2 separate regions of the Homo sapiens genome follow, and region 1 is linked to region 2. Evidence: chromatin loops called from intact Hi-C (ENCODE). Cell type or tissue: endothelial cell of umbilical vein. All regions are shown on one strand. Links, peaks and the distances in the headings refer to the core of each region. The heading gives the core; the rest is flanking DNA.

Region 1 (5,605 bases), core at 287-5,286, 91 kb after region 2:
GGGAAAAAGTTGGGTGGAAGTTTCTTAAGAGTCGATTTTCCATTCTGCATATGGGGGAAGGATCGTTTATTAACTCCTTCCATGGGCCAGTTGCTCTGCTGGGGTTTCTATCCCACGATAGTTCAGAGGTAAAGTGGCAGATCTTTCGAAGCCATGTGAAAATATGAAGCTGTAAACATTAAGTACAGTGACGGACACAGCTTGCTTCTATTTCTCTCAATCACCCTAAGTCCAAGAACTAAGGTTGAGCTACGAGCCTAGATCTATGAGATCTGTGAGATCTGAGGGCCTAGATCTATGGCTCTCAAAGTGTAGTCACATAGCCAGAACATCAGCCTCTCCTGGTAACCTGTTTGAAATGCAAATTCCCAGGCCCTACAGACATGTTTTTCCATGCCCTGCAGGTGATTCTCATACAGGTATGAGAACCACTGACCGAAACCCTTAGGTTCCATTGTGAATTGAAGAACTCATCTGCAAGCCACCAAGACCTGGTGATCTAGGGGTCTACAGCAGTGGTTCTTCTCCTTGGCTGTACCCTAGAAACCCTGAGATGCTTCTCAAAAATAACAATACTGAGTCCCTCCCCCAGACCAATAAAATCAGAATCTCTAGGAGCGGGGTGCAGGGAAAAGCTTTTCTTTTTTTTTTTTCCTTATATTTATTTTATTTATTTATTTATTTTTATTATTATTGTTATACTTTAAGTTTTAGGGTACATGTGCACAATGTGCAGGTTAGTTACATATGTATACATGTGCCATGCTGGTGTGCTGCACCCATTAACTCGTCATTTAGCATTAGGTATATCTCCTAATGCTATCCCTCCCCCCTCCCCCCACCCCACAACAGTTCCCAGAGTGTGATGTTCCCCTTCCTGTGTCCATGTGTTCTCATTGTTCAATTCCCATCTATGAGTGAGAACATTTAGCGTTTGGTTTTTTGTCCTTGTGATAGTTTACTGAGAATGATGATTTCCAATTTCATCCATGTCCCTACAAAGGACATGAACTCATCATTTTTTATGGCTGCATAGTATTCCATGGTGTATATGTGCCACATTTTCTTAATCCAGTCTATCATTGTTGGACATTTGGGTTGGTTCCAAGTCTTTGCTATTGTGAATAGTGCCGCAATAAACATACTTTCTTAAAACTTCCCAGGGGACCCCCATGGGCAGCCAGGGCTGACACCCTGGGACCACAGGAAGGGAGGACCCAGGTGGGAGAGGGTTGCTGCCGTGGCTGTAATGTCTACGCCTGTGGAAGGGAGCCTGCAGTCATTGTGCAGAATCCAAGCAGCCCCTAGAAACTCTCAGTTCTAGACAAAAGAGATGACCAAAGCCACGGGTGGCTGCAGTGTCGGGACAGTGGGGCTGGGGAGGGGCTTCGTTTGGAGCCAGTTGGTGCTGTCCTGCCAGATTGCACCTTCTCATCCCTCCCAGCTGCAGGTGTGAAAAGCTGCCAGCCTGCTCAGTTCCTAAATCAGCATCGCCAGGGCTGGCAGACTTCTAGAGGGCGGCTGTACGCTAGTGAGCAGTGTAAACCTGCTCTAAAGCTTGTGTCAAAGGCTTAGGATGGGCCAGGGGCCCTCCTGTGCCCTAGGCTGTGGTTGTTTCTTCCCAAACCCAGGCCAACCCAGTGGGCTTATGCCCTCAGCCTGGACCTGTTCTCTGCTTTCCCGTGGAGACTGGTGCCTGCCAGGGCTGCGACATGGTTCCATGGCTGGCTTTTGCTAACCCTGCTCCCAGCTCAGGGCCCTTCTTCACATCTAAAAGGATCCTATTCTCTCTCCGGCATCCCAACCTTAGCATATGCCTGGCTTTCCAGGCTCTTAGGCCTGACCTGAACTCACACCCACTCCCTGAAGACTACCTACATTCAAGGAGATTTAAATGAGTCTAGAGCCAGAATCAGCCTGTAGCCACCAACCCCTCAAACCACCCAAGGCCAGTGGGAGGTGCTCAGCAGGCGTCCTCCATTCCAGCCTCCTTCCCTGTCCCATGGTCCTGAGTAGAGAGACCAGCTGACCTTACCACCAAGGCTCCAGGGTCCCAGTGAGCAGATCAGCCAGCCCCAAGTATGCAGGAGGAGGGACACCCGAGGGCGAGGCTGGGGCCTAGGGGCCAAACACGTGAGCCGGACTTCAGAGCTAAGCTCCCACTCCAGCCCGGAATGCGAAGGCAAACCAAGCAGACGGAGGAAAGGTCAGGGTGAGCCAGCCACCTTGGGAGTCAAAGGAGCACAGGGTTACCTGAAGCCCACACCAGCAGGGCTCATGAGGCTAAGCCACTCCTAGATGTCAGCAGGCATGTCTGTGGGCAGCGTCCCTGCCTGCTTCAGGAGTGGAGCAAGCGCTGCCTGTGGCAGAAATAGTAGGTGGGAAAGATCAGTATCTAACAGCACAGAGCTTCCCCCAAATTACACACAGGATTGCCATGGGATCCAGCAGTCTCACTCCTGGGTAAATCCCCAAAGGAATGGGAAGCAGGGACTTGGGGAGATATTTACACACTCTTAGTCACAGCAACGTGAGTCACAGTAGCCAAAAAGTGGAAACAACCCAAGTGCCCGCTGATGGATGAATGTGGTCTCTCCATACAATGGAACATTACTCAGCCTTAAAAAGGAAGCGAATTCTGACACATGCTACACCACGGATGAACCCTGAGCACCTTATGCTGAGTGAAATAAGCCAGTCACAAAAAAACAAATAATATGTTTCCTCTTATACGAGCTACGAAGAATTGTCAAACCGACAGGGACAGAAAGCAAAACAGAGTTACCAGAAGATGGAGAGGGGAGGAATAGGAAGTTACTGTTTAATGGGTACAGAGGTCGGTTTTGCAATCTGAAAAACTTCTGGAGATGGCTGCACAACGCTGTGAATATACTTAATGCCACTGAACGGCACATTTAAAAATGGTTAAAATTGTAAAGTTTGTATTACGTATATTTTACCACAATAAAAATAGGTCAGTATCTGGAACTGAAAGGGTTGGGGGTTGGATGCCCACAGGTAGGTGCTTCCATCCATCACACATGAAATGAGGAAGGGGCTGTTCACCTGGCCACAAGGGGAAACTTCACCCCTGGGCTCTGGACACACGTTCGACTTCATAAAACCCCGCCATGTGGGCTGCTCTGGTTTTAACGCTTTGAAATCTGTCCTGGGTTTTGCTGAAGGAGCTGGCGTGCCCCCTGCAGAAAGCACCCCAGGCCACTTCACCGTGGTCAGACTCAGGAAGGGGCCCTCAGACTTGCCCCTCATCAGTGGCTCACTACCGAGACCCCTAGTTCCAGCTGAGTGAGGAGCCGTGGTTCCCAGTTGTTTTTTTTTTGAGACAGAGTCTCCTTCTGCCACCCAGGCTGGAGTACAGTGGCGCAGTCTCGGCTCACTGCAACCTCTGCCTCCCAGGTTCAAGCGATTCTCCTGCCGCAGCCTCCCGAGTAGCTGGGATTATAGGTGCCCGCCATCATGCCCGGCTATTTTTGTTTTTTTTTTTAGTAGAGACGAGGTTTCACCACATTGGCGAATTTGGTCTCGAACTCCTGACCTAAGGTGATCCGCCTGCCTCGGCCTCCCAAAGAGCTGGGATTACAGGCATGAGCCACCGCGCCCGGCCCCCAGTTTATTAAGAAACATTAACAGATCTAACAGATGGCTCTCACCTCCTAGGTATCTCCTGGTCTCTGAATTCTAAATCACCACTTTTGTTTCTGCAACAAGAGGGAAATAACCAATACCTCAAACCAATTTCCTTCTTCTCTAGGGAATTATATTTTAGTATAATTTACCTCAAATTATACTACCCAGAAACATTTTTCTGGAAAAAAATATATATATATTCTGGGTTTTTTTGATGACTCGAACAATCAAGTCTAAGCTCATTGTCCTTATAGATTTTCAATGCCTTCATGGCCTAGGAGGATGTAATTACGTTTTTTTTCTATTGAAGCGTTAAAGGGCATTGCTCTTCTTTGCATCGGTCATTTCCCAGCTCCTGGCTTGTCAATTTCACGGTTGCCTCGGCTCAGGGGAGGATGAACTTTGCTTTATTGCAAATGAGGAAGAGGACTGCTTGCAAATTTAGGAACACATTGAGCCTTGGGTTAAGTAAATATTTCACTTATATGGGACACTTGGCCTCTGTCAGAAATTGGCGACCAGCCTGGCCGACATGGTGAAACCTCATCTCCACTAAAAATACAAAAATTAGCCTGGTGTAGTGGCACACGCCTATAGCCCCAGCTAGTTGGGAGGCCGAGGCAGGAGAATCCAGAATCACTTGAACCAGGAGGCAGAAGTTGCAGTGAGCCGAGATCTTCCCACTGCACGACAGAGCCAGACCCCATCTCAAAAAAAGAAAAAAGAAATTAAAAGAAAGAAATTGACAGGACAAAGAGGACCTGCAAATAGAGGGACTTCTTGTTGGCTGATGCACCTGTAGGGCGAGGAGAAATCTTTGCCTTTGCCCTCAGAAAGTTCGCTGAAAATTAGCTGACAAAATCAGTACATTCATAGAGGAAAAGGCATACAAATTTATTTGATCATACTTTTATGCGACACAGGAGCCTTCAAAATAAAGACCCAAAGATACAGGCAAACTGTCTATTTTTATGCTTAGGTTCAGTGAAGTATGGGCAGCCATGTAGATAATACAACTGGACAAAATGTGTCTAATGGACTGAGTGGGAAGACCCAGTAAGGCCTGTCTGTCTAGATTCTTCTTGGCCTCTCTGAGCAGCGTTCCTTCCTTCTGGGTATAGGGCAGGACCCTCTCTGGAATGGGGGTCTTATGACCTACAGTCAAACAAGGTAGGTCAGAGGATCCCTTCCCCCCCCTCCCCTCCCCTCCCCTCCCCTCCCCTCCCCTTCCCTTCTCAGGCTGAAGTACAGTGGTGAAATCACAGCTTACTGTAGCCTTGACCTCCTGGGCTCAAGTCATTCTCCTACCTCAGCCTCTCTAAGTGTTGGAATTACAGGCGCATGCCACCGTGCCCAGCTAATTTTTTATTTTTTGCAGAGATGGGGTCCTCCTATGTTGCCCAGGGTGGCCTCGAACTCCTGGGCGCAAGTGATCCTCCTGCCTTGGCCTCCCAAAGTGCTGGGATTACAGGCATGAGCCACTATGCCCAGCTGAGAATTTCTTTGTGTTTAGCTTTAACATAGAAAGATGTAAAAGGGGAAATTTCAAGTGACATTTTTAGGTTTTATGGCTGGCTTTGGGAAAAAAGGGTTCTGGTTTCCAGAAACCACCTTGGGGAAGAGGGATTCTAGTTTGTATGGCTACGCCTGTGGGAGGATGAGGGGCCAGAGACGGGAGGATCAGAGATGGGAAAAGGTCAGAGAGAGCTGCTTCTAAGGCTTTCATTTTTGAGTAACATTTTCTGAGCCCCAATACATATAATCCGGCAGGTAACCTGGCCTCACTTTCTCCTCACCTGCACACCTACCTGCTTCTACCTGCAGGTCACTGGATCCCCACTGGGAGCTTGACCCCCTGCCCTAACAGGAAGAACAGAAAATTGCAGTCACAGGGAGATGGAGCAGTCTCCAGCCTGCTTTGGCCTCCCTTTTTTTTTTTTTTTTTTTTTTTTTTTTG
Region 2 (5,605 bases), core at 416-5,415:
TTGAAGCCAGGGTCATCATCAGGTGAATTGAAGCTGAAATTGTCCACCATCATGTAATAGTTTTCACAATTGAGTTTACCTTATAAAACCTTTCTCATCTTCTTCTTTCCTCACCTATGCCATCCTCACAGGTGGGTGAGTCCACATGAGCACATGCTTGCCATGTAACACACATATCTCCTAGTAACAAGCAATTGGAATATTCTAGATGGATGTTAAGCCTATATGAGAATGGGACTATTTCTCAGTATTTCAGAAGATGCAATTTAGCATCTACAATTCAATTATATAATCCTCCAAGCATTAGACATCAAGCCACAATTCAAACAGATTTCCTTCTAAAACTTAATGCATTCATCAGAACTTAAGGGGAGATTGCTCCAATGAATCACTTCTCACAGATGCAACATCAAGCTGTCAGGCTTCCATGGGCCTCTCAGCATTGACACGAGTGACCTCTTAATAGCAGGGCAAGGAAAACGCTCACCACTCAAATGGAAGGGGGTGCAGAAATGGACATTTTTGCCAATACTAATAATAATGACCGTAAAGAGTTATGGCACAGTTTCAGACTTTGCACAGCACACTTTAAGTCTCATAACAACCCTAAGAGATCAGTGAGGTAGGCATTATTGTTATGATTATTAGTATTCTCACTTGATAGATGAGAAAACCAAAGCTCCAAGAAGTCAGGCTTTTGGCAAAGTTTTCACAGGCATCGAGTGACAAATGAAGAAACTGAATTTCCACTGGCCAAGTCCAAATCTTACTTCCCAGACAGTGAGAACAGCATTTATAGAACCAGAAGTTTGAGGACCAAAATATAATTCTTATAATGCATATTTTTTGTCTTGGGGATCATCCTTGGTTGCAAGTAGCATCTTTAGTCCCTTGCAGTGCCTACCCAGGTGCTGTCACACAATCTGGGATTTCTGGTGTCTCCTCACTCCTCTAGGTGTTTGGGTGACACCAGGCTGACCCTGATGGAAAACGCAAAGTCCTCCTTGGCCCAGGACCTCTGTGAGAGGCTCAAAGGGCAAAACCCCCAAGAGCTATCTTCTCTGTAAGCCTCCAGACTCTTCCCTCTCCCTTGAGAACCCTCCAGCTTGGACACCTCCCCTCTTCACCTCTGTATCTCTTCCTTACTCATAATCTCCCCTCCAACTCCCTGACTTGTGTGCTTATTGAGGACAAGGACCACATCTCATGTAGCTTTGTATTCTGACACAAGTAGTTGATTTCAATGGCCAGGGAATATCTGTGGAATGAATGAATGAGGAAAGTAATCAAGTAATGAATTATTGGGGAGAGATACAGACAAGTGTAGAAAAAGGGAAATGCCTGGATGTTTTTCCACGTTGACCCTTTCCCCCACCCCAAAGTTCATAGTAATGCATCTAACAATGATCCACATTTTTTTTTTTTTGAGACGGAGTCTCGCTCTGTCGCCCAGGCTGGAGTGCAGTGGCGTGATCTCAGCTCACTGCAAGCTCTGCCTCCCGGGTTCACGCGGTTCTCCTGCCTCAGCCTCCCGAGTAGCTGGGACTACAGGCTCCCACCACCACACCCAGCTAATTTTTTGTATTTTTAGTAGAGACAGGGTCTCACTGTGTTAGCCAGGATGGTCTCGATCTCCTGACCTCATGATCCACCTGCCTCGGCCCCCCAAAGTGCTGGGATTACATGCATGAGCCACTACACCTGGCCATGATCCACATTTTAATGTGGATCTGGCTTCATTACATGATGGCTTTAACCCAGCCCTGGAAATGACAAAGTAAACCCAAGCACATTTTCATCTTTCACCATGCTGGAAAAATCCCAAGTCTTTGGTAAGCTCGCAGGTAACATGGGAAAGGCAGGTGGGGATCCATGCACAGGTCTTCATGACATAGCTGTGGATGGCTGGGTTAGACACACACTGGGCAAATGAACAGGTGAAGGGGTGCATAGTGAGCCAGCCTTGTAGTAATGAAACCCGGTTATTCAGAGGCCCAGGTGAGCAGCGGAAATAAAACAGAGTTGCCATCAACTAAGGTCAGGTTCTTCTGGTCAATGTTCCATCCTCCTGTGGTTCAAAATAGATGCTACATTACCATGAACATGAGAGTTAGGCCAAGTTCTGTCCAACATGCAGACATTAGGAAAAAGCAAGCACAGACACAATCACACAATCTCTTCCTGTAACTGGGGGAAGCTTCTCTCTCCGGCTTTATGACAATGCAGAAATATCATCAGATGTGGTTTGTTGATTCCTAGATTAATGGTTTATATATATGTGTGTGTGTGTGCATATACATATGTGTGTGTATAAATATAAAATATACACACACACTATATGTATACACACATACTATACAGCATATGGATATAAAGGTATACACATAATACAGAAATTATACCCACACATGCTTATATTTGCCTATATTTAAGAAATTTGCATCATGCACAGCCAGTGAAACTTTACGCTTTCATATCTAAGCCATTTCAGCTCAGGTTAGGCTAAAGAATACTTTTTCACTGTTGGTTTTGAGAAGCAACATGATATGTTGGAAGGAGCAACGACAGAAAGAGATAGGCACAGGTTCCAGTTCTGTCCCTGTTCCTAGTGCCCAGGAAGGCTACGTAATCTCTATAGACCTTGGTCTCCTGATTTGGAAAATAGAAATAATAAACCACACACACATCATGTTGTTCTAACAGTTAAACATGGTTGTGGAGGTCAAGCATTTAACATGTGTCTGGATCCATTAGGTGTTAAGAAAATAATATGTCCTCCCCTTTCCTCTTCTCAATATAGTAAAATAATCAGATGAGCAGCATTTCACCAGGACATAAAGTGCTTACAACTGGAAGGAAAAACCATTTTTCAAGGTGATGTAGACCATTTATTGTTTTTATGTAAATGTGATTGTAACTTAAAACAAGCTGTATCTAGTGACCAGTGGTGACCTTACAGTGTCTTTTCTTGGCAGTGCTACGTTAGCACTGGAAACTGGTTCAAGTTACCATAGTTTGCTTGCTTTTTTAATTCATAAGGACATCTTTCTTTGATTCTACTCTATGAAACATAGACTGTCAACTAATTCTGGGTAATCTCTTCTCCCTACCTGCAGGATTTTCTGTATTACAAGCTCTGGTAGTATCTAGATTAAACCATCTAAGAGTAAATTCCTGGAAGTCAAGGTCAGAGAGCTTTTCTTACACAGCCTCCCATCACCCAATCCACCATGGCTTACCAGGGTTATCCTCTTAAAATTCCCTCCTGTCCTGTATGAGTCTCCTCAGTGGAGTCCGTCTCCATTCCAGCTGTGTGTAGCCATAAGTTTGACAAATCAACGAGTTCCTGGACACCTTCCAGAATCTGTGGAATTTGAGTCCGGCAGCGACTCAAAAATGGTAAGGGGGAGGAGCTAGTTTTACAGCCAAACATGCGTGCAGATTAAATCAGTGCCCTGCCAGATGAAATGCTTGCCCTTCTACGTGTTCCTGAGGCGTGACCCTCTGAAAGCATGAATCCCCATGGGCATTGCGCCAGGACACAGGAATCCTGCTGCTCAGCACAGCAGTTCATAGCATTCACAGCGTCTGCCATGTCGTTTCAACTGTTGATTCTGATTGCTGTTGCTTTTATCGTCTCGGCATATCCAACACTGCAGCTATGAAATAGCTGATAATTCATCTCGTTGAAGACCCAGGTCTTAAACATTTGCACCATCTGAATCTGACCCTCAGGTCTGGACAAGTAGAGGCCTGTAGCATGGAACCTGGGTCGTGCCGAGTGGGCACAACCTTGGAGCATACATCCCCCTCCCCCATCCACTGCTTCATTATTTGCCGTCTCCATGGAAACCCCATTCTGTACTGTCAGAACTCACCTTGGCCACCTTTGTACTTACCACCTAAGCACTTTCTTGGTGCTATGGTACTACATATGAAACAAAAAAAATTTTTTTTGAGACTATCTTGCTCTGTCATCCAGGCTGGAGTGCAGGGGCACGATCTCAGCTCTGTTCAGCCTCTGCCTCCAGGTTTCAAGCAATTCTCCTGCCTCAGCCTCCCGAGTAGCTGGGATTACAGGCACACACCACCATGCCTGGCTAAATTTTGTATTTTAGTAGAACCAGAGTTTCACTATGTTGCCCAGTCTAGTCTTGAACTCCTGCCCTCAAGTGATCCTCCCACCTCAGCCTTCCAAAGTGCTGGGATTACAGACATGAGCCACCGCCCTATGCAAAATTTAAAAGGAACTTTTGGTGACCCAATTTATACAGGGCAACCTCCAGTCTTTTAACACCTAAGTTATTAGGGATTTCATCTTGACCAGTGGGTAGGTCACAACAGGATCCCGGTGGTGGTGAAAAACCCATGAACACGACACATTCATACCCCTGGACTTCCCCTCACTCCGTTCGCTTCTTCTACAGCAGCCCTTGGACAAGCAAAGACAATGCCAACAACATCAGCCATCATCCCTGAGATCTTTCCCATCATGGACACCAGCCAAGTAATAAGTGACCCCAGCCCCCAGTGTTATTTTGCTTTGGGAGGGTATATCCAGGGTCCTTGGTGTCTAGATTTATCCACACAACCACAAAACCAACCACACAAAGACTGATGGGCAGATTAAGTCAATCACCTAGGAACTCAAGGAATGGGACATTTCTTGCAGCAACTCAATGGATCTAATTCTTCATGACCTAGAACACCCTCCCTTCCCACCAAAGAAGCTTCCAGCTTCATCCCATCTGTCACCTTGTAGCCCTCCCTTCAGCTCCATTAACAAGCCAGCATCCAACTCGCCCTCACTCCCACTACTGCCCCCAGCCTACTAAAGGGACTACAAGAAATACACCAATTATTAAGAGCCCCAGGGAGGGCATATGAATAAAAGACACCACCTGTCACCAACCTCTGAGCTGAGAGATGGAGGTACCCTGGGTTTCCTGGACAGCTGGTAAGGGTGCAGGTTACAAGGGGTTCTCGTAGTGTATGTCTTGTTTTTGTTTCTTTTCTCTATTTCTAAAGCTATTATTTTTTTATCCCTTCTTTTTGGCTCTTTCTCTCTTTCCTTTCATATGAATTATAAACATATGTATATATTTCTCTGATAATCAGTATGCCTGGCTATACTTGACCAAGACTTTTGTTAAAGAAACAAACTTTATATCTGGGAAGTGCAGGTCTGGGGACTGAAAGGAAAGCTATTTTCCGGAAGCACGTTTTATTGCTTTTATGACTCAAATATCTCCATCTCACCTCATTTTCCTTTAAAGCTAAATATGTAGCAAATGGAGATGTACTGATATGGAATCTCAGTGGGAAATGATTGCAGACAAAAAGCTTATTAGCGTGGTTTCTTCTCTTCTAAAAAAACCCTCCCCTTTCCCAAAATAACTGATAAATGGTCCTTTGTGGAGATGGTTGTGATGCAGCTTCAACAGTTATGAAAACCCTGCTTTACATCTTGCTGGAAATGAGAGCATGCATCACAGTTCTGGATGGCAAATTTGGTGGCTTGCTTCTTGTGGTAACTTAACTGAGGCTCAGAAAGCGTTAGGCTTTAGAAGACAAGTTGACTCCAACTCACAGAATTTTAATCTTA

What was found. A loop is a pair of places that touch in the nucleus more often than their neighbours do. Peaks named below come from ENCODE experiments on the same cell type or tissue, not always from the same donor. Only the 100,000 strongest peaks of a DNase experiment are listed, where the experiment ranks them.
Region 1: it touches region 2 in a loop (5-fold over the local background); 2 of 110 quality-filtered maps call a loop at or near these places.

Annotation. Positions count from the first base shown.
Region 1 is chr10:13,981,738-13,987,342 of GRCh38, reverse strand. All of the region lies in intron 2 of FRMD4A (FERM domain containing 4A), which reads left to right. Among named protein-coding and RNA genes, the nearest start is that of FRMD4A-AS2, 7.0 kb to the left of the region's middle. In endothelial cell of umbilical vein, for the core only: no CTCF peak of the experiment used is centred there; a DNase peak (open chromatin) is centred at 2,572; H3K27ac peaks cover 2,300 bases.
Region 2 is chr10:14,072,461-14,078,065 of GRCh38, reverse strand. The region is part of intron 2 of FRMD4A (FERM domain containing 4A); the gene reads left to right. FRMD4A-AS3 (FRMD4A antisense RNA 3) reads right to left here and starts at 3,782. Exons shown (of 3, transcript NR_120638.1): 1 at 3,240-3,782. In endothelial cell of umbilical vein, for the core only: no CTCF peak of the experiment used is centred there; DNase peaks (open chromatin) are centred at 3,445 and 5,225; H3K27ac peaks cover 2,260 bases.